Regions from separate parts of the Mus musculus genome. Here region 1 is linked to region 2. The links are chromatin contacts, found by POLR2A ChIA-PET in ENCODE. All regions are on one chromosome and are shown on one strand. Each heading gives the region's core, a stretch centred on a gene start or an enhancer-like site at or near the end of the contact. The rest is flanking DNA. Distances are from core to core; before and after follow the strand shown. Region 1 holds the start of Coa3 (cytochrome C oxidase assembly factor 3). Region 2 holds the start of Ezh1 (enhancer of zeste 1 polycomb repressive complex 2 subunit).

Region 1 (5,152 bases), core at 1,043-3,542, 52 kb after region 2:
CGCTCTGATCTCCCTGGTCCTGGTGAGACCCCTTTTCCTTGAGACTCCTTCCCCATCGGCACGGTCTTCTTCCAGGCCCTGGTGGTCTACCCCTTGGTTCTGGGGGACTAGGCCCCCCTCCTCGCTGCCCCTCCCTCCACTTAGCGTTCTCCCTCCCTCATCCTGCTCCCAGGCATCATGCGAAGGAACTCTCTGAGTGGCAGCAGCACCGGCTCCCAGGAGCAGCGGGCAAGCAAGGGGGTGACATTCGCCGGGGATATTGGCAGGATGGTGAGGGGCGGGCCCAAGGAAGGGAGAGCCGAGGGCATGGTGGCTGGCAGCAGCTCTGCCTTCCTCTTCTTTGGACATTGCTTCAGCATTTTTCTTTTCCCCTCCAGTGAATTCAGACCAGAAGTCCTATGTCTCCCCAACACCAGGGCCCCACCATGGCCCATGGCCTCTCAGAATCTGATGTTTTTTGTGACCAACTCAACTCAGCAAAGAACACCCCAGCACTGAGTGGGTAGAAGGCCCGTGGGCACGGAGAGTGCGTTGTGTTGTATCCTGAAGAGTCAAAACCTTGCGGGTTCTCTTTGCTGTGTGGAAATCTCATTTCTGTAGCCTACCCCACCTGCCCTCCCCAGGCAAGGGCTGACCACTAAGCAATCCGAGTCCAGATGCTTGCGGAAGGCCAACTTCCAGCTGGGAGAGTGGAGGGGCTGTGCTCCTGCCACCAAAGTCAACAGCAACCAATAAAAATACTGAGGAGAAAGGCTGTGGGTCTGTATCTGTCATGCCTTAGGGACGGGGTGGGGGACAAAGACTTGTGAAGCAGGCAAGAAGGGTGAGGAACTCGAAGCCATTCTCCTCTCACAATGGAAGGCAGGATGGAAGCGGCCCAGCTTTCTGGCTTTTTGCCACCAGGTCATGAGGAAACTACATGACCAAATGATCCAATGGCCAAGGCATGATCCCCTCCAGACCCCACCCTAGGCCTGTATAGGCAGGTACCAGTAAATGTTAAAAGAATGAAGTTACTCCTTGCTCATCCTTCACCTACCAAGCTAGAGACAGGAAAAGGCCCGTGCCATTAAGAGTCTGTTCTTGAAGGCAGAGAACAGAAGAGTGACCTTCTTCTACCCCCTAAGACCTGGGTCAGTCTCAAACAGTCCAGTAATCTCTCCCTTAAATCAGGTGGAAAGATCTCACGGAAAAAGTAATTCTAGTTAAACATTTACAGCTCCCTGGGGCAATGCCACCGCTGCAGCTAGTGCCAGGGAGCTTTCCAGCGTGAAGTGCCATATGTCTCTCTGCCCCCACACACTAGCTTGGCTTCGGGAGACATGACTCATTTTATTACTTTAACTTGACCCTATCTTTCCCACTTTAAGGTTCCAACGCTGCAGTTAAGCCACACCCTCCCCCTTAAGAGTCGGGGCCCCTGGGAGGTGAAGGGGTAAACCACAAAGTTTGGGTAAAGGCAAGGTTGCATACCTCTCAAACAAGGAAATAAAAAGGGCTGAGTAACTGGACAAACTGCACGTGAAGTGAGCAATCCCCCCCTTGGCAGCGGCCAAATGCATAGTCTCTGGCTTCTTGGGCTCAATCACACAGTCCGACGTTAGTGTGCCAGTGATGCTGTAAGACCACCAGGCATCATTCAACATATACAGGGGATCCAGCAGTTTGAAGATGGTCCATACAGTTAGGGTCCCGAAGCTCGCTCTCTCTCAAGAGCACGGGCTCGGGCAGCTTTGGCTTCATCTTCCAGCTCATCAAGGAAACGCTCTTGGGCCACCGAGTAGAAGGTGTAACCATCTGACGGAGTGGGTTCAGGAAACCACAAAGCACATGGGCATTCCTTTCGTCTAGCCACCCTTGCTGTTTTCCCAAATTAATGATTTTGGATTGCCACCCTTTTGCTCCTTTTGAACCCTTAACCAATTGTTATTACTAAGCCAATACGCGCTGCGTATATATAGTAAGATTAGGCATGAACCTCATTTGCCCGCACATTAAAAGCTACACGTCTTGTTCCCTTTTCCCTAACCCCATATGCGGTATAGCCAGGACGGATACAAATAGCTAACACCAGGGCCCCGATGCCCAGGCCGGTCATGATGTTCCGGGTCCGCCGCTGTGGCAGTGTTTTCTGCCACTGGGCAAGTTGCACCTGCCGCATAAACTGCAACTGCGCTGGGGTCAATTTCTCCCGCGACGGGTCGATGCGCTGAGCGAATGGAGCATTTCCATTCTTAGCATTCAGAGGGTCACCAGCTCCAGGGGCCGCCATGTTGCTGCTCCGCCCTAAGCCGTCAAGCCCGGAACTCGCCAGGAATTGTAGTCTTTGACTTCAGCAAGGAACTCTGGGAGCTGTAGTCCACGTGGAGTTTTCTGGGTAGAGGCAGGGTCTCTCCGCCCTAGAGGAGGGACAGGAAAGGTGAAAAGCGCCCTGCTTTCTGATTGGCTGAGCTCTCTGTGTCAGTTGGGGCGCGAAAAGCTGTTGACCGTTCGAAGCCGTGGTGGACATTATGTTTTTTCTCAGATTCGAAGCGAGGGCAAACATATAGAAAGGGAAGGAAGAATCCAAGGTGTGGCAGAAGATTCTGGAAATAAGCTAAGGAGGCCAGTTTATGGATCCCGTAAACTGTCCAAGTACTCCGAAAGACTTATGAATATGGAAGGACCCTTGAGGCCCAGGCTGGTGAACTGTAGTGACTTTCAGTTCGGAGTGGTTACCACAGAGACTATCGAAAACGCCCTGCTTCACTTGGCCCAGCAGAACGAGCAAGCCGTGAAGGAGGCTGCGGGACGGACGGGCAGCTTCAGGGAGACCCGGATCGTGGGTGTGGATGCAGAGTGGGGAGTCAGGTTTACGGGAGGCAGGGGAGCGTTGATCTTTGTTTTTCACTCAAATATTTTGCTAGTACTCTTGTTGTGCGAGGTCGTGGGGCTTATAAGCGATGAACGAGGCTTACTAGCACTCTTTTTTTTATTTCTTAACCCCCACTTCCCTGCACCACTCCCCACGTGCCTTTTTTTATTTTTATTTTTAAAGACAAAGTCTCACTGTGGAGTCATGACCTGGAACACTCTCTGTAGCTTAGGCTGGCCTGGAATTGACAGATGTTCTGACTCCCAGATGCTGGGATTAAAAGCACACGGCATCATGGGGAGTCCCCCCCCTTTTAAAATTAATGTATGTCTGTATGAGGGTATCCAATCACCTGAAACTGAGGTTATAGACAGCTGTGAGCTGCCATATGGGTGCTGGGAATTGAACCCTGGTCCTCTAGAAGGGTAGCCAGTGCTTCTAACTGCTTGAGCCATCTCTCCACCACCAGCCCCCTTTACTCTTCTTTCCATAAACGTGTTTAGAGTGCTTATCATTTACATTGCCTGGTATAGAAAGAGGGAACTGCAATCTAGCCATTGCTCTCAAACTATGTAGTCTTTAGGTGGGAATTGTTAACATATGAGCAAGTGGATACAAATAACGGTTAGAGTGATTGACACAGAGAATACAAGCTACTATGAGAATTTAAAGGAGTGGTAAGATGAGGTCCAGGGATTGAATGATACCATGAATAAAACTTGGGAAAACAAGAGGGAGGCTGGGAGCGGAGGGTTTAGTTGTCCAGGTTGACCAGAGCATATGGAGAAGCAATAGAGAGTAAGGCCAGGAAAGTAGTTTGGAGACATTCCAAGCAGAGGTCTGAATGTCTGTCAGGGGAGAGAACTTTATACTTGTTTTAGCAGGAAAAAAGAAGAATTGAGAATTATAGGCAGTTGTGAGCCACCTGATGTGGGTGCTGGGAATTGAACCCAGGTTTTCTGGAAGACCTGCCAGTGCTCTTAACTGCTAAGCCATCTCTGCTGAGCGAAGCCACTGAAATGTAAATGAGGGGGCCAATGTGGCTGTCATTTTCCCCCTGGTAAAAATGATTTTGTATGTGGTCTAAAGGCTGGAGTTGAGTTGGGAGGTGAGCTAGGGGAGCCTGTGTGTAGTCAGAGTGATGACAGAGAGGAAGGCAAGAGTGGATTTAAAACAGCTCAGAGGCAAAATCTAAAAATCTGAGTTTTTCGTTTAAGAGATGAAGATGGGAAAGATGACTGTCAAAGGGCTGAGCCTCAGAGACTGGCAGCCTCGTGGTGCCATTTGGAGCAGCACTTACACACAGTGCAAGAATAAGGAAATGTGATGTTTGTTTGGGGGCAGTTGTTTTGATTTGGATCTACTAAGTTTAAGATCTGTGAAGAACACCCAGAAGAAGGTTAATAGCAGACTGTTTTAGAACTAGCAAGAAAGGCTTTTAAATCATTCCCATGATACGCCCAGGAGGAGGGAAGAGAAGCAGGTCATTGACAATTCCTTGGGAAACATTTAGTGCTCAGGGAACTGGAACGAGGAAGAGGCAGAGCTAAAGAGTCAATGCAATGAGCTGCAAATGGTGGCTCGGCAGTGACCCAGGACAGGACGGATGTCGGCAGGCAAACGCACTGCACTTGCTACTTTTACAGAGGACCCAGGTTTAGTTTCCAGCATCCACACAGGCAGGCTCACAACCACCTGTAACTCTACTTCCAGGGGACCCAACGTGCTCTTTGCAAGAATGTAGTGTATTCTCTCTCTCTCTCTCTCTCTCTCTCTCTCTCTCTCTCTCTCTGTCTGTCTCTCTCTCTCTGTCTCTCTCTCTCTCTCTCTCTCTCTCTCTCTCTCCTCCCCCCCCCCCCCACACACACACTAAGAGCCTGGAGAAAAAGCTCAGTACTTGAGAGTTTGTGCTGCTCTTCCAGGGGACCCAAGTTCACTTCCCTGCACCCACAGGAGGCAGTTCACAACTGCCTCTAACTCCAGCTCCAGGGGCTTCAACAGCTACCGAAAATTGCTACGAACGTGCACCCACCCCCTACCTCCACACTCACAAAATTTTAAAAAATATTTAAAAAAGTAAAATAATAAAACCCCACCACCAATGTTGGGGAGATAATTTTGAAGCCAGCAGGAGTGTTGTGGACAGACAGTGGTCTGCGGTTTCAGGTGCTTTCAGGGTATCCACAGGAGTGATACCTTGGAAGAGGCCCATGGTTGTTTGTTTGTTTGTTTGTTTTTTGTTTTTTTTTTAAAAAATCAGTCTGGAATAGTCTCTGGCTTTTGATGTAATTGTCTTAG
Region 2 (5,239 bases), core at 776-3,275:
AGCTGATTATGAACTACATCAGCATAAAGTTTTGTTGGGGACCATCCATTATCATTCAATAAAAACCAGACTCTTCGGTTAGACATGAGTCAGAACATCCACAGAAGGCTTTAGAAGGGTGTGTGCGCCACATCCCCTCAGATGTTTCCTTTTTACAGATGGTTCTTCCAGGTTTACATACTTTTGTGGTTGTTTTGACACAGAGTTTCATTTAGACCAGGCTGACCTTGAAAAGGCTGGCCTTGAACTCCTAAGCCTCCTAATTCCATTAACGGAGTTCTGGGATTCTAAGGCTGCAACATCACAACTAGCATCCTGTTTATGTGATTAAGGTCTTCTCTCCTAACATGCATTCACTCCTATGTGAGCTGGTTATCTCCCTTCAGAGCCACAACTGGGTTTCCAAGGCTGAAAACAGGTTTCTCAAAAATCAAAAGACTGGGGCAGCGGTCAAACCTTCTCAGGCTGGAAAGACATCCAATGTCCTTTCCTCGTCTTAAAATCTTTGGGTGGAGGGTGAGTCATACCTTTTAATCCCAAGAGGTAGAGGCCTGAGGATCCTGTGAGTTCAAGGCCTGCCTGGTGTACAGGGAGAGTTCAAAGATAGCCAGGTGCTATGCAGAGACCAAAATCAACAAAAATATTCATTGGGCTGAAGATTTCTTATTCTGAGATATCATGTAGCAAATGTACCCCAAAAGTCTCTACATTTTCAATGTCCTCCCTGTACATATCCAATTCTTTGTGATCCTTGGCTCTGTTTCCCAAGGCATAGGTTCCATACTTTGGCTAATCAGTTTACCCACACCTCCAACACTAACCTCCATCTAATCTATTTCCATTCTCTTCCTTGTGCCCCACCACCTACATCATCTCAGTGGTCACTTTGACCAAAGTAAGCTCGTCCCACATGGTGAAAAGCCTGCTCAGCGGTTAAGAACACTTGTTGCTCTTGCAAACAACAAGGACTGGCTCAGTTCCCTGCTCCCACATGGTGGTATGTAAGCATCCTTAACTCTAGTACCAAGGGATTCGATGTCCCTGGAACCATCCATACATAGAGTGCACACACATTAAAAACAAACAAACAAACAACAACAACAACAACAAAAACCCAAACAACTAAATCTTAACAATTCTCGCCAGGCGTGGTGGTGCACTCCTTTAATCCCAGCACTGGGAGTCAGAGGCAGGCGGATTTCTGAGTTCGAGGCCAGCCTGGTCTACAGAGTGAGTTCCAGGACAGTCAGGCTACACAGAGAAACCCTGTCTCGAAACACGCCCCCAAAAAAAATTCTCTTAAAGCTTTGTCTCACATCTACTTCCTGACAAGTTATGTCCCAAATATAGCACCTTCCCTTTTACTTCGGGATGCGTTCATTTACATATCGTTTCTGGGAATTCTGGGGACGGGAGAGACAGTCACAGTTTGAAGACAAATCCTCACTCAAACCCGGAACTAAAGTGAGGCGAGTTAGACCAGCGACAAGGTCCGGGAGCAAAATGTTGAGGAGGTGCCGCGCGACCCCGGGAATCTCGACCCTGACACTTGGGCGTCTTAAGAACCTCTCACACTTGGCGGGCATCTCGGCCTGGCCACCCCTTCCTCAACATCACTCAAAGCCTCTGCGAGCCCGAGCCACCCGGGCCTCTGGCCCTCCCGCTTACAAGAGTCAGGGTCCCCTGGCAGACGCCAAGGCCCACCCACGTTGGCACGGGCCACCAGCCGGGTCCGCCCCCGCCGCGCCCCCTCCGCCACGCGGCCCCCCGCAGCTCGCACGCGCTGTCGCCCCGGGTCCCACCACACTCGGGACGACAGGCTTCGCGCTACCCCGGGTCAGGCAATGGTGTGGCCCTCAGTTTCCTCATTTCTTCGCCTCCCCAGCCCTGAGGTTCAAGCGTCACGCCAAGCCCAGGCCCGGCCCCACCGCCCAGCCCCGTCTTGTTTACTCACTCACCCTCCATCCTGAGACGCAGCCACCCGCCACTAGGACGCCTGCGCGCTACGGCCACGCCCCTGCGCCGCGGCCACGCCCCGCGCCTCCCCTCCGTGCGCGTGCGCACTCTGAGGGTGGATCACCTGGGCTGCGGTCTTCGCAGGTGTGTGTTTTCGCTAAGGTGATGTAGCTCTAGTCCGACACTTTCCTAGGTGGCGCTGTCAGAGAAAAGTCATCCTGGAGCCACAGATCTCTTCTTGAAGACTTTATTCAGCAGCGCACCATTGCCAACCGTGTTTAGACAACTTACAAGTCAAATTTTGGAAGACAGCCTGCCTCTGCCTCCCAAGTGCTGGGATCAAAGGTGTGCGCCACCACGCCCGGCTTGAGAATATTGTTTTAATATTTATTTATTTATTTATTATATGTAAGTACACTGTAGCTGTCTTCAGACACCCCAGAAGAGGGCATCAGATATCATTACGGATGGTTGTGAGCCATCATGTGGTTGCTGGGATTTGAACTCACGACCTTCAGAAAAGCAGTCGGCGCTCTTAACCGCTGAGCCATCTCTCCAGCCCTCGAGAATATTTTTTAAACCTCTCCACAAGATACTTAATATTACAAAAAGGGAATAGTAACTATAGAGGCAAGAAATATCCATCATCAGAAACGAACAGGTTCTTTTTTTCAAAATATTTTATTATTTATTTATTTGCGTATGTGTGTTTTAATACATGCTATGGTGGTTTTTGGTTTTGGTTTTTTGTTTTTTTGGGGGGGGTGGTTTTTCGTTTTCGTTTTGTTTTTGTTTTTTTCGAGACAGGGTTTCTCTGTGTAGCACTGGCTGTCCTGGAACTCATTTTGTAGACCAGGCTGGCCTCAAACTCGGAAATCTGCCTGCCTCTGCCTCCCAAGTGCTGGGATTAAAGGCATGCACCACCACTCCCCGGACTTTTAGTTATTTTTTAACGATGCATTTGTTTGTTTTAGTGTGTGTGTGTGTGTGTGTGTGTGTGTGTGTGTGTGTGCCTGGGTGTATGTATCTGTACCATGTGTTTGTGGGCATACTTGGAGGCCAAAAGAGGCCATCAGATCCCCTGGGACTGGAGTTGCTAACCGTAGTGAGGTACCATGTAGGTGCTGAAGATCAAATCTTGGTCCTTTTTAAAGTCGCCTTTGTTCTTATCCACTGTACCATCTCTCCAGCCTCCACTATTCTTTTCCTTTTATCAAAAACTTTGGAGGTAGGTATAGTGGTGGCACACATCTTTAATCCCAGCACTTTGGAGGCAGAGGCAGAGGCAGGTGTCTGCAGAAAAGGGACTGAGGTGCATATTTTACATATCAAAGTGGACCTGGCCTCCAAGTTCTCCCAGCAACCCTTCAGTTCCTACCTGGCATACCCTGCCCCCAACCCTGAACTTTCCAGCCCAGGGGCTGGGCTGCTGTTTCTCCAGAGAGGTTCTTCCCTGTATAATCCAGACATTTCTCATGCTGGCGCTATCCGGCTCTGCTCGCGCGCTCAATCTCTCTCTCTCTCTCTCTCTCTCTCTCTCTCTCTCTCTCTCTCCTCCCTCCCTTTCTCTTTTCCTTTCTCTCTTTCCCTCTTCCTCCCTAGCCCCACTTCCCCATGGCAACTCCCCTAGCCACAATCCTTGAGGGCAGAGAGCAGCTTCCTAACAAAACTGCCTTTAATTAATATAATCTGGCTTGAATTGGCTCATTTCACCGGCAGCAGAGAAATAACCTATCAATAGGTAGGTAGATTTTTATGAGTTCGAGGCCAGCCTGGTCTACAGTTAGTTCCAGGACAGCCAGAGCTACATAATGAAACTCTGTCTCAATAAATGAATACAGAAAGGAAGGAGGGATGGGAGGAAGGGAGGGAGGGAAGGACAGAAGAAAGAAAAGAAAAAGAGAGAGAGGAAAACCAACCTTTGGGTTTCTAGGCCAATGAGCTGGCTCAAAGTAAAGGTGCTTTCTGTGCAAGCCTGGTGACCTGGTGACCTAGGCTTAATCCCCACAATCTACACAAAAGTGAAAGGAGAAAAGCAACTCTACAAAGTTAATCCTGGGACCTCAAAAGTGGCCATGGCACTCCCACCCACCCACGCACACCCACTGCTGCTGCTGCTGCTAGTAGTAGTAATAATAATGATAATAATAAATTTAAGCCGGACGTGGTGGCACATTCCTTTAATCCCAACATTTGGGAGGCAGAGGCAGGTGTATTTCTGAGTTCGAGGCCAGCCTGGTCTACAAAGTGAGTTCCAGGACAGCCAGGGCTACACAGAGAAACCCTGTCTCAAAAAACCAAAAAAAAAAAATAATAATAATAATAATAATAATAATAATAATAAGTTTAAAAGCAAAAAAGCCATTTTATTGTTTTCCTCTTGTATCTATTTGTCCAATAACCAATTAACTTAAGTATTCCTTTATGCTGTTTTGGGTCTTTTTTCTTCTCTGTAACCTTGGCTGTCCTGGAGCTCACTCTGTAGACCAGACTAGCCTCAAATTCAGAGATCTGCCTTCCTCTTGCCTTCCAAGTACTGAGATTAAAGGTATGTGCCACCATTGCTCGGCATTCCCTTATAATGTTTAATCAATCTAAGGGACAGCCTGGGCTTTCGGCGTTGTAAAAACATTTGAAGTAATTATAGAATGTAGCCAAGTTTGAGACCCACTGCATTGCATTTATAATTAGTGAAGTGTTGCCAGAGACAGAATCTCTGAAGTGATAGAAATAAGATTGAGCCAAAGGTGCAAGAACACAGGCAGAGGTTTCCTGGATTTCAGTTCAGGAGCAGAAAGGTCTCAGCACTGACCAAAGAGATCAGACATTTTCCCCAACAAAGAGGAATAAGCTTCTATTGATTCACTGGGGTGGGCTAAAGGGCCAGCCTCACCTTGCCTGGAGAAGGTCAGGTGCTTGACCGGATACAACTGCGACAAAAACATGAGACTGAGGTCAAAGAAATCACACACCAAGCTTTTAACAGGGAGAATGCTGAGCTAGGGGCCCTAGCTTCTTTGCCTTCTATCCTCTTGTGGCAATACCTGACTTTCTCAAAATAATGTGTGTTATCTACAGAGAGGTTGAGAAGATCTGAATATCCGAGAGACATAGTGAGAGATTTGGGAACCACCAACAGGCTGATAACTGAAGCCAAGGGAGGGGACCCGGCCTTGGGAGGTGTGCCAAGTAACAGCGGGAGATGCAAAAAGAAAGACATTTGAGCTAGCAGAGGCAGCACGGCTACAGGGATGTTTCTGAAGTGGCAAGAAAGGGGGTTGAA

What was found. ChIA-PET counts read pairs that join two places held with the same protein, here RNA polymerase II (POLR2A).
Region 1: POLR2A ChIA-PET joins it to region 2 with 97 read pairs in Patski. The contact joins the promoter of Coa3 here to the promoter of Ezh1 in region 2. POLR2A ChIA-PET finds 5 or more read pairs at or near these places in 3 of 5 experiments (Patski and embryonic stem cell).

The regions. Positions count from the first base shown.
Region 1 is chr11:101,276,656-101,281,807 of GRCm38, forward strand. Coa3 (cytochrome C oxidase assembly factor 3) reads right to left here and starts at 2,293. Exons shown (of 2, transcript NM_026618.2): 1 at 2,059-2,293; 2 at 1,315-1,797. The coding sequence starts at 2,272. The coding sequence ends at 1,685. It overlaps Cntd1 (cyclin N-terminal domain containing 1), which reads left to right and starts at 2,548. Exons shown (of 7, transcript NM_026562.2): 1 at 2,548-2,825. The coding sequence starts at 2,651. It overlaps Wnk4 (WNK lysine deficient protein kinase 4), which reads left to right. Exons shown (of 19, transcript NM_175638.3): 17 at 1-22; 18 at 173-270; 19 at 378-754. The coding sequence ends at 380.
Region 2 is chr11:101,224,438-101,229,676 of GRCm38, forward strand. Ezh1 (enhancer of zeste 1 polycomb repressive complex 2 subunit) reads right to left here and starts at 2,026. Exons shown (of 21, transcript NM_007970.3): 1 at 1,959-2,026.